4 separate regions of the Homo sapiens genome follow, and all the other regions are linked to region 1. Evidence: chromatin contacts called from ENCODE Hi-C or POLR2A ChIA-PET data. All regions are on one chromosome and are shown on one strand. The core of a region is the stretch at or near the end of the contact, and the rest is flanking DNA. Distances in the headings are between cores, read along the strand shown.

Region 1 (2,690 bases), core at 102-2,601:
AGGCCGCCCCAACTCCACGAGGCGGTCGGTTGAACCCGGAGCCCCCCGCGCAGGGACCTCTTCATTTTGGGCCCTCGTCAGAGAAATCGGGCCTCAGAGACGGAAAGAAGGGCACCATACAGTGAAGTCCTGACGACAGGCCCCCACCCTCACATGTCCCACTCCTAAAGGCCAAAAAGCCGGACCCACAGCGGAAGAGTAATAAAGAGGCCTGGGGTACAGTGCCGCGTCCGAGTCAGGTGACAAGTGCCTCTTCCAAGAGCCCGTTTTCTGGGCACGAAGCTCCCGCTGAACGTGGAGACGGGGCGTGTGGGCCAGGGGGTGGGAGGAGGGGACCTAGTAACGCTCCCGAGACGAAAAGAAGCGAAGGCTCCAGCGACCAGGGTCGGAGGGGCCGCAGAGCCCGGCCGCAGCCACCCCTCCCTTCCCCGCCAACTCCTGGCACCTTTTTCTTCTCCAGGTTCCGAAGTTTCTTGTCGATCACCCCGAGAATCTGCTTCATGGCCTCGGTCTGGACAGCGCCGGTGCCGGTTGCGGGGTGCTGAGAAGCCGGCGCGGCGGCCCCGGCTCCCGCGGCCGCCTCACTCCCGGAGGAACCCGACGGCGGTGGCGGTCCGGACGACTTGCTGCCGCTCCCGCTGTGGCTGGTGGCCGAGGGCATCTTCAGACCGCAAGGAGAGAGAAGAAAAAGCGGGAGGAAGGACAAGAGCGGCCAGTCAGGAGACGGACGGGGCGAGACGCGGGACAAAACGCGCAGCGAGCGGTAGCCTACGCGAGCGGGTGGGGGAGGGGGCGCGGCGCGCCTCGAGGGCAGGAAGAGTGCGCGGGCGCGCGCGCGACCCGCCAGCGGGGCGCCCGGCTGGGCCTCGCACCGCCCCCCGACCCGCCCCTCCCCCGCGGAGCCGCCGGCTCGGCCTACCAGCCCGGGGGCTCCGAGGCTCGCGCCGGAGGCGGGGCATCGCCGCGCCGGCCGCCAACGGCCACTGCAACGGTCCCTACCGGGGAGGGCCGGCTTTTGCCGGCTTCCGGAGAAGGGAGGAAAGAGAGAGGTCGGGGCTTGGGGGCAGAGAAGGGCATGGGAAATGACCGGGGTGGGGTGGGGGGACTTGGGGGCAAGCCCCTCGGAAGCTCCAGCGGGTCCGGAGATAAAGGACACCCGGGCGCAGCGGCCCTCTTCCCCTGCAGCGGCTCGGTCCCGGGTGGCGCTCACCGTGCGCGCGCGGAGGCCGCTGGAAATCACGAGTGGGCAGCTGAGGGGGCAAGGGTGGTGGTCCCTTCCGGGCAGTGTCGCGCGCTCCGTGGGCGCAGGCCGCTTCGCCCTGTCCCGCTGCACCGAGAGCCGCTCCTAGTGAGGCGAGAGCCGGGAGCGGGAGGGACTTAGCCAGCCAGCAGCCCTCTGGGTCGCGAGGGGCGGGAGAAGCGGAGAGCGGGGGCCTTCGCGGCCGCTCGGGCTGCCCGGCGCGAACGCCTGCCCGGAAGAGGCCGCCCGCTAGCTTCTCCGCCGTCCCCCGGCCCCGGCGCTGTGGGGCGCCTCCTGGACGCAGGTGGGGATGGCCCCGGCAAGGCCGAAGGAAAGGCCCCTTGAGTTTTGAGAGCAATCGACGCTAGGGTCCTTCAGGCGAAATCGTTTGACGCCCAAACGGGGACAATAGGTGTCAAGCAGCTGGCTCTGGAGCTGGCAACTGCCCCTTGAAGAGCCCTTATTTGGGGTGGGGGTGGGGGTTGGGGGGCAAAGGTTTCTGCAAGTAAGGGGTGCGTGGGGTGGGTGGTGCGATCCCAGCTTCTAGAATTCCTTCTGTATGCAGAGCGAGCAAACTCCATACCCCAAAACGTCTTTTGAAAAAAAGACAACTCGCCGCTTCCCCACCAAACAATCACCCAGTAACCTAGGAGTTCTCTGTAGAACGTGTCGGACACGGTCATGGTTGGTGGCTTTTTAAATCCTAAAGCTCTGGCCTCACAAAGAGTCTTCAGCTACCCTATGATGTTATACATCCAGTAGGCCTGAGTATTACGAATTATTAGACTTTTGTTTCCTTTTTTTTTAGGTTTACCTAACACTGTAAAGAGAACGTTCAATGAAATACAAAGAAAAAGATGATTTTTTTGCTCCAAGAGAATTATTCCAGCCTTGGGGTGGAGTGGGTGTGGACAGTGAGCAGAAAAACAAGAAACCAAGTTCTGGGAGGAAATAAAATGAATATAATCAGTGGAAAATTCAGCAACGCAATATTGTGTGACAACAGTAAATGACCAATTTATAATTTAAATTCTATGAAAAAGAGATTTAGAAGAGAGTTCTACCAAACCCACTGTTCCCTAGGGAATAAAATGAGTAACGCTGACTGGCAACAGTGCATCCTGAGGGAGCCTGGAGAAACAACAGCAGCCTCCGACCTCAAGATATCCTGGTTAGCTGCAAAGTCTGTTATATATTCATTCAAATATTTATTAAGCACCTTACTGTGTGCTGGGAACTCTTAAGTGCTAGGGATTATGAACAAAACATATTTACATGGAGCTTACAATCTAAGTAAGGGGAAGACAAGTAAATACATGTCAGATAGTGAAATGGTAGAGAAAAGAAAAAACGGTGGTCAGGGAAAGCCTTACTGACATTTGAGCTAGTACTGAAGGAAGTGAGGAAGAAGGCTAAGCAGCTACCTTGGAGGAGGAATTTTCCAGGTAGA
Region 2 (2,690 bases), core at 69-2,568, 1.3 Mb before region 1:
GGCGAGAAACTATCCTCAGCATAAATTTGAGACTTTACGAGTTGAGCAGGAACAAGCCTTTCTTCCAAGGCACTTGGGATGAAGGCTTTTCACCTCAGTTGCTAAGGAATTAAGTGGTGTTGATGACCCGGTAGCCAACATACCACATCATCACCACTTCCAGGCTGTTGAGGAGACGTGGTGCTGCTGGAATGACTTCAGGAAGTGCATAAAAATTCAAGTCATGATCACTTGTGGTAATTAGAAGCCCTAGTTGCTTTTGGCAAGGTCACTAAACATTAGTTGGAGCTTCTGGTGGACTTCAGGTTTCCTGATCCTTTCCTTGTGCTTTGTTTAGGCTTCTGTCCAAAGCCATCTCCATGGGAGATGCTTAAGCTGATAAGGTCCTGCCACTCGCTGTCAGAGGCACCTCCCAGTCCCTGCAGACTTGGGTCCCCTTAGTACCTCCAAATCACTAGTCTCTCAAAAATTCTTATTAAACACCTAACATGGACAGGGCCCAGGGATAGATGTATGGCCCTTCCTTCACAGAGTCTAAGGCCTAGTGGGAGAGGCAAACCATATGAATGTGATGAATTGTGCAACGTTAAGATCTCAGAGGCATGAAAAGTAGATTGGGGGCTCAGGAAAAGATTATTCGAAGAGACAACATCAAAGAGTCACTTAAGATTTCAGGTTCGAATGTGCGAAGTAAAATATTCCCCAAACACCACGAACTGCATCTGTGTATGGAAAAGGTGGGAAGAGAATGGATCGTGCAAGAGGATGTATTGCACTTGTGGACTGTGCCATATCAGCACAAAGCCCTGTGAACCAGCCTGTCTCCACAAGCTACCAGAGTGATAAATATACATTCTTCTCTTAAGAAGAAATTCTCCTGGTGAGAACATTACCCTTCAGGGGTGACTGGATGGCTCAGTTTATCACTTGTAAATTTAGCAGATCAAACTAGTTGAGAAGCAGTTGGGCAGTCAGTAAACTGACTGGACTGCTGGGATCAACAGGGACTGGATGTTTAGTTCACTTTCAATAGCCACAAATTTAGCAGCTCATTAGAAGGAACCAAAGTAAAGAACTGCACAAGTCCTCTGGGAGGCCTTGAAAGGCTTCCATGGGCGATGGAAGCCATTTAGAGGCATGGTGTTGCTGAGCCTTTTAAACACGTGATTAGCTAAAGAGAGAAAGATGTTACTTTGGTCTGCATTTCTCTAGGGCAGGAGGAAGTGAGGAAGGGAGGAGCAGAACACTTCAGCCTACATCTCAGGAAGGGAGGCTGAGAAGCAGTGTCTGGCTGAGCATGCTGCTTCTCTGAGCAGATTTCTAGAAGCAGCAGAGGTGTGGGTGTGGACAGGAAACTCTCTATGTCTATCACCTTCTGCTGAGGCTTTTTGTAAACAACAAATGAGATAGTGTAGCATAAGGTCTGGTACTACCTTAGTTTCCCATTGTTGCAGTAACAAATGATCACAAATCAAGAGGCTTAAGACAAGACAACTTATTATCATATAGTTCTGGAGGCCAGAAATCTGAGTTGGGTCTCACTGGGCTAAAATCAAGGTGTCAGCAGGGCTGCATTCTTTTCTGGAGGCTCGGAGGAGGAGTCTGTTTCCTTGCCTTTGCCAGTTTCTAGAAGCTTCTCACATGCCTTGGCTCCTGGCCCTTTCCTTTATCTTTAGAGCCAGCAACATTGGGCTGTGTCTTTGTCATGCTGCCATCCTTCAGTTCTTTCTTTTCTGTTTCCCTTTTTCATGCATAAGAACCCCTGTGATTCCACTGGTCCCACCTGGAGAATTCAGGCGCATCTCCCTATCTTGAGGTCAGCTGATTAGCAACCTTCTTTGCAACTGCAGCCTTAGAGCCCCTTTGCCATGTAATCTGACACATCCACAGGTTCTGGGGATTAGGACATGGACATTTGTTGGGGCATTACTCTACCTATCACTGGTACAGAATAAAAAGTCAATAAATGGTTCTATTCATTACCAGTACTCCCTACCACCTTCTTTCTCTACTGTGAAATTACCTATGCCCTTCAGTTTTTCAAAGGCAGGGCAGAAGCCTCAGCTCTGGTAGAATCTGACGTGCTGGAGGTTGAAAGTGAGAAAGGCAGTCTTTGATGGGCTTAGGGGAGTGGGGAAGTGACCAGCCCTTACCTGGAAGGTTGTGTGCAGGTCTGGGAGGCACAGGCAAGTAAGTAGCTTGAGGTGCTTTAACCAGGATAGTGACAAACTTGGGAGAAGAGAAAACCCTGAGCAGAAACTTCATATGCCTCAAAGGTTGGTAGATGGAGAAGGGATTCAGCTTCATTTTCTGTAAGTGTCGTGATTAAGTGTGTGCACCTTGTTCAGGCCAAGCTGGGTTGCCATCCCAGCTCATCTACTCACCAACTGCCTGACTTGGAGCAAATGTGCTCCTCTCTCTGACCTCCAGTTTTTCATCTATAAAGAAGGACTAATAATAGTAGCTATCTTGTGAGAGTGTTGTGGGAAGTCAATGAAATAATGCATGTAAAGCATCCAGTACATTGTCTGATGGCAACTGTTATTATTAGGTAGCTCCACAGGATAGAAAAATAACCTGTGGGTAAAAGCTGCAGGGAAACAGATATAGGCTCACCATAAAGGAAGGGCTTCTTAATAGTCAAAGCTATCCAACGGCGGGATGGTTAGAGTAGAAGTGATAAGCTGCCC
Region 3 (2,690 bases), core at 107-2,606, 1.1 Mb before region 1:
CTGCGGCGGGCACTCACCGATCTGCGCCAGGCTCAGCGGCACGAGGCAGAGTCCCCAGGCTGCGTGCCACCAAAACTTGTCCATGGTGTCCGGAGCGAACGGAGGGCGCGGGCGAAAGGAGCTGGAGGATCCCTGGGCGCGGGGCAGGGGCCGGCGGAGGACGGGACGAGGATGGCGGACCGAACCTGGCAGAGGCTGGGGTCCGCTGGGCAATGAGGCTGCCTCGGAAGTTGGCTGCAGTTTTTATTCGAGGTTGAAAACAGTGACCTAAGACGGAGGGAGGGAGCGAGCGAAGGACACACCCAAGCAAGGGGGGCTGTGACTAAGCAGCCCGCAGAGGTTTTAAGAAGTAGCAGCCCTCCCGGGCGGGCCCCTCTGCCCCCGCCCCGTGCTCTGCTGAGGCTGTAAATAATCGGGGCTGCCAGGGACGTGGGTCGGGGAACCTGGAGTGTCGCGGGGTGCCTGTGCCTCCGAGCCCCACTGGCCCCTGCGCCCAGAGACGCACTGGCTTTCTTCTCCCGCTGGCCCCGCGGCGTCAGGACAGAGGATGACCGAACCGTAAAACCTTGCACCATTGGGTTCAGCCTTTGGCCTCTCCTTTCCCGCTAAATTTCTCTGAATCCGGCTGGAGCAAGATCTCTGGGTTTCACAGGATGTTGGATATCCTGGGAGAGGAGCTGGAGAGAGGGCGAGGTCTTGCCCTGGGTGGCGCAGTGCCTCCGTGCCCACAGTGGGGAGTGAGGGGTGGGGAGTTGGTGAATCTTCCAAGTGGAAAGAGGGAGAGCTCATTCTTTTTCCCCTCAATAACAAGTCCACATGGCTTGAATGAATTTTAGCTTCTTGGCAGAACAGCTCAGGGAAAGCTACTGATGGCCTGTCATAGGGCTGGCATTTGGCTCAGCTAACCCATGTGTTCAAGCCAGTGTGAATGGGCACCTCTCTCCACACACATGCTCATTCATCCTCCTAAATATCCTTCCATCCGCCCATCCATCTATCCACCCATCTTTCCTTATGTCCTTCTGGGGCTCTCACATCCATCCATCCTCCTGTCCATCCACTAACCACTTAGGTCCATCTATCATCCCACTCATTCATTCATCCAACCACACACCTTTTAATTTATTCAACCACCTATTCTTCTATTCATCTTCCCATACAACTTCTCATCCATCATTCCACACTTCCTTTTTCACATCTCTTCATAAAACCACAACCATCCACCATCCTCTTCTCCACCCATCCACCCACATATCTGTTTATTGATATATCCACTCATTTCCCATCTGTCCAAGATCAACATATCCACCTATCATTTTATCCATTCTCTCATCCACCCATACGTTCATCTATTATTTTTGCCCCCATTATCCTCCTTTCTGTGTAAACATTAATTCATTTTCTCCCATCTTTCCTACCCAGCAGATCTTAAAGAGAGGAAGAGTTTGTAATATTCTTCAGGGGAAGCCTTTTGAGATTGAAATATCATACTTTGAATGATAACTCTATATCTATCTATAATATACTATGGTTTAATGTTTGGAAATCAAACGCAGTATTTATTTGTCATGTGAACTACTAAAAGTAAATCTGCATGGACTTCTTGCCTGGTGAGTTACACAGAAAATGAAAGTGATTATCAGTGGCTGTGGCAAGATGAAAGGAACCATGCCAGGACTTCTGAGGGAAGGTAAGATTTTGTTATTTATTTCAAGAAATTGAAAAGTTGAGAGAAATGCACCCAGCCATCCCCCTATGCATTCATTCATCAGACATGTAATGAGTGTTGTGGGGTATCGAGGTAAATAAGACCTGGCGCTATCTTCAGAGCCCTCACCCTCTGGTACGGAATAAAACTCACAAGCAGGCCATTACCATGCAAGGTGAAATATGCTGCAAAATGTGTGTGTTTGGGGTGCTACCATTCCTAGAGAAGGGAGTCACACTCTCTCCTGGAGAACACCAGGCAGTCTTCACAGGGGAAGTGATATTTGAGGCAGGCCTCAAAGGAAAAGGAGGAGGAATTCTTCAGATGAAACTACAGGGACAAGTAAGTCATCCACAGGCAGTACAGTGTAGTGACGAACAGCATGGATTCAGGAGCTAGAACACCTAGATCCAAACCCTATTATGGCTGCTTCTTAGTTGTGTGACCTTGCCTAAGGCAATTAGCTCAATTTGCTCAAGTATAAAATGGGCTTAATAATAGTATCTATTATTACTATTACAATTCTATTACTTCATAGAATTGGTGAGGATTAAATGACTCAAAAGCCCTGCATGTATTAAGCCGTAGATTTATGTCTACATATGCATGCAGTAAGCACTTTAAATAAGTGTTTGCTATCATTACTAAAAGCAAAATTGTGTTTGAGCATAGAAAAGTGAAAGAACATGGCTTGTCCAGAGAATAGAGAGCAATGTGAGCTGATCTGAACATAGATCAGATGAAGGGGCTGGGGGAAGATAGCAGACATGAGGTTACAGGTATGGGGACTACAAGGTGTAAGCTATGCCAGGGAGTTTGAACTTGACCCTGTAGGAAATAAGGAGGCAACGTACTTAGTTAAAATTATTATCATTGTTATGTTAAAATATGCATAACATAAAATTTACCATTTCACCCATTTAAAAGTGTTTATAGCAGTGACGTGTAGTACTTTAACAATATTGTGCAACCACTACCACTG
Region 4 (2,690 bases), core at 84-2,583, 1.0 Mb after region 1:
CAGAGGAAGAAACTAACTCTGCCTGGGAGGAGATTGAGAAAACCTTCCCAGAAAAGATGACATTTGAACTGATCTTTAAAAGGAGTAGGATTTCACCTAGTTAAAACATGTCTGGAGGGGGAGAGGAGGGGGAGAGGAGGTGAAAAGGAGGGCATTTCACTCAGAGGGCAGAAGCCAAGGCACAAGAAAATGAGAAAAGGAAGTGGCTAGAGATGATGGAAAGATGCGTTGGGGCCAGATGGTAAAAGTGCTAGTTTTTATTTTAAAATTCCCCACCTAGATTTCGAACTTCTTAAGAGCCAGGACCAGTCATATTCCCCACTTATGCTCCATCTGTATATCCCCCAAATAGACACCCACAAGTATCTGTTGATAGAGATGAATCCCTACGTCATCTCTGTGATGTCACTGTATCTGGGAGGCTGGGCGTTGGTTTCAGACATACCTGGGCCCCAATTCTGGCTCTTTACTAGCTGTGTAACTTCAGTGTCCTCCTCTGTAAAACACAGCTACCTACCTGCTCGGTTTGGGGGGAGATGAAACGAGGGATTGTGCACGGCAGGCCTTCTACAAATGGTAACTCTAATTAAAGGGCTCTAGGATGCGGCCACGAACCATTTAATTTGCTTATATCGCGCGCATCCATTCAACCCCCACTGTGTCTAAAAAGAGAGCCGAGGGGAGGAGGATCCTCGCACTTGCCAAGAAGACGGTCATCCGTCGGCGCTGCACGCGGGCCTAGGCTGGACACAAGAGGCTCCCCAGCAGAAAGGGTCTTTCGGCAAAAGAAAAAAGGGGCTCTGTCCCCCGGCGCCGGGAATCCCCTCCTCTGGCACTGAGCTCCACTCGCGCCCGGCGTCCGGATTCCGTTGTAAACAGCTGTTCAGGCCAGCGAGGGAGTGGCAGGGCCGGGAGTAGGGGAGGACGCGGGCGCGCCGAGAGGACAGCCTCGAGGGGTGAGCTCCACCCGCCCGCGGACCCCGCCTCTTCCTCGCCTGCCCCCGACATCCCGGGATGGGATCCGACGGGAAGAGGCGAAGAGATGCCTGCGACTTGGACCGCGCGCCTCCCGGACGGGCCCCGCCAGCCTCCGCCCCAGCTCCCGCTCTCACCTGCCACGGAGTCGGCGTTCTCCCTCCTGCCGCTCCCGCCGCGAATCAGGCGCGGGCTGGCGCCGCGGCGGAAGCCGGAGGGATGCGCGGCAGGCAGGGGCGGTTCAGCCTCTGCCCCTCCGAGGCCGCATCCCTCGCCACGCGGCGGGCGGTCCTCCCAGCCCGACTCGGGTGGGCAGCGGTCAGAGCGGCCGCTTCTCAGCATCAGGAAGGAGGAGACTGCTCTTGGCCGGGAGGCGCCAGCCCAATATAGGGCAGCGCCATGTCTTCGTACGGAAAGGCGGGAGGGTCTTTCCCCTGCTTGCCGAAGGGGTTCAGTAAGCGGTGACTCGCAGCTGGGCGGCGCCGTGTTTCCTCAGGGAGAGGTGGAAAACATGGCCGATGACCGCTCAGGGGGCTCCGTGGCCAGTGGCTCCCAGCCAAGAGTCGCCCGCCGCACGCAGTGAGGCGCCATGTTTTCGTACGGAAACGCGAGAGGCATGGCCGAGTGCCCGCCGATGAGTCTCAGCTGGCGGTGGCTCGAAGCTGGGGATGGCCCGCCCCTAGGCGCCATGTTTCCATACGGAAAGACGGAACGCGCGCCGCATCCCAGCCGCTGGTGCGGGTGACGCGAGGAGAAAGGGAGGCGGAGAAGGCGCGGGTCAGTCAAAAGAAGGAATAAGAAGCCATTGCATCTGAAACCTTCCCCGCCCGTTCTTTGAAATTTAATTTTGCCATCCTGTTTGTAGCTACACAAAGTTTATTCCCCTTCTCTCATTTCCTCAGCTTTAAAAAAAAGTTAGTCCGGGCGCAGCAGCTCACGCCTGTAATCCCAGCACTTTGAGAGGCCGAGGCGGGCGGATCACGAGGTCAAGAGATCGAGACCATCCTGGCCAACATGGTGAAACCTCGTCTTTACTAAAAATACGAAAATTAGCTGGGTGTGGTGGCGCGCGCCTGTAGTCCCAGCTACTCGGGAGGCTGAGGCAGGAGAATCGCTTGAATCTGGGAGGCGGAGGTTGCAGTGAGGCGAGATCGCGCCACTGCACTGCGGCCTGGAGACAGACCGAGACTCTGTCTCAAAAACAAACAAACAAAAAAAAACTACAAAAAAGCAGATGGGGTGACATTGGTGCTTTCAAACACTGCTTCTAAATAGATCACATGTGGGTAGTTATTGCTAACGTATTGAAGGCCGAGTGCAATACCAGACCCTCAAACCATTTACTAACTTGCACATTAAAGTCTTTGCTTTAAAAAAAAAAAAAAAAAGACAAAAACAGAAGTTCTCTGGTGAAGATTCACTTTTTGGAGGAAAAAACACCAAAAACCCTTAAGATACTCAACTAAATGGAACTGTTAAGATCTACAAAGAATGGCTGGGCGCGGTGGCTCACACCTGTAATCCTAGCTCTTTGGGAGGTCGGAGGTGGGTGGATCACAAGGTCAGGAGTTCGAGACCAGCCTGGCCAATATGGTGAAACCTCGTTTCTACTAAAAATACAAAAAAATTAGCCGGGCATGGTGGCATATGCCTGTAATCCCAGCTACTTGGGAGGCTGAGGCAGGAGAATTGCTTGAATCCGGGAAGCAGAGGTT

What was found. A loop is a pair of places that touch in the nucleus more often than their neighbours do. ChIA-PET counts read pairs that join two places held with the same protein, here RNA polymerase II (POLR2A). Pooled maps may share reads with other maps.
Region 2: a map of naive thymus-derived CD4-positive, alpha-beta T cell shows a loop between it and region 1 (2.9-fold over the local background). The contact joins the enhancer-like site here to the promoter of CAPRIN1 in region 1. A Hi-C loop is called at or near these places in 1 of 168 maps with a recorded cell type or tissue (naive thymus-derived CD4-positive, alpha-beta T cell) and 4 of 50 pooled maps. POLR2A ChIA-PET finds 5 or more read pairs at or near these places in 1 of 52 experiments (Panc1).
Region 3: a map of PC-9 shows a loop between it and region 1 (15-fold over the local background). The contact joins the promoter of CD44-DT here to the promoter of CAPRIN1 in region 1. A Hi-C loop is called at or near these places in 1 of 168 maps with a recorded cell type or tissue (PC-9) and 8 of 50 pooled maps. POLR2A ChIA-PET finds 5 or more read pairs at or near these places in 1 of 52 experiments (activated CD4-positive, alpha-beta T cell).
Region 4: a loop to region 1 is called in a map of natural killer cell, with 9 times the contacts of the local background. The contact joins the promoter of TCP11L1 here to the promoter of CAPRIN1 in region 1. A Hi-C loop is called at or near these places in 4 of 168 maps with a recorded cell type or tissue (CD8-positive, alpha-beta T cell, natural killer cell and sigmoid colon) and 12 of 50 pooled maps. POLR2A ChIA-PET finds 5 or more read pairs at or near these places in 1 of 52 experiments (CD4-positive, alpha-beta memory T cell).

What each region holds. Positions count from the first base shown.
Region 1 is chr11:34,050,392-34,053,081 of GRCh38, reverse strand. It overlaps CAPRIN1 (cell cycle associated protein 1), which reads right to left and starts at 1,351. Exons shown (of 19, transcript NM_005898.5): 1 at 1,211-1,351; 2 at 446-661. The coding sequence starts at 661. It overlaps LOC101929918 (a long non-coding RNA gene), which reads left to right. Exons shown (of 3, transcript XR_931177.3): 1 at 1-763; 2 at 2,049-2,411. RefSeq lists an enhancer at 68-137 and silencers at 748-1,047, 1,088-1,637, 1,497-1,696.
Region 2 is chr11:35,329,724-35,332,413 of GRCh38, reverse strand. The region is part of intron 1 of SLC1A2 (solute carrier family 1 member 2); the gene reads left to right. Among named protein-coding and RNA genes, the nearest start is that of SLC1A2-AS1, 49 kb to the right of the region's middle. RefSeq lists an enhancer at 1,469-2,028. Within about 2 kb of position 1,318, at least 5 of the 41 ENCODE cell types and tissues checked have a DNase peak (open chromatin) inside an H3K27ac peak, as active enhancers do.
Region 3 is chr11:35,136,698-35,139,387 of GRCh38, reverse strand. It overlaps CD44-DT (CD44 divergent transcript), which reads left to right and starts at 1,356. Exons shown (of 3, transcript NR_120528.1): 1 at 1,356-1,690. CD44 (CD44 molecule (IN blood group)) reads right to left here and starts at 217. Exons shown (of 18, transcript NM_000610.4): 1 at 18-217. The coding sequence starts at 84. RefSeq lists a silencer at 508-577 and an enhancer at 488-1,052.
Region 4 is chr11:33,038,215-33,040,904 of GRCh38, reverse strand. It overlaps TCP11L1 (t-complex 11 like 1), which reads right to left and starts at 1,333. Exons shown (of 10, transcript NM_018393.4): 1 at 1,113-1,333. RefSeq lists enhancers at 513-832, 1,313-1,662, 1,383-1,930 and a silencer at 933-1,332.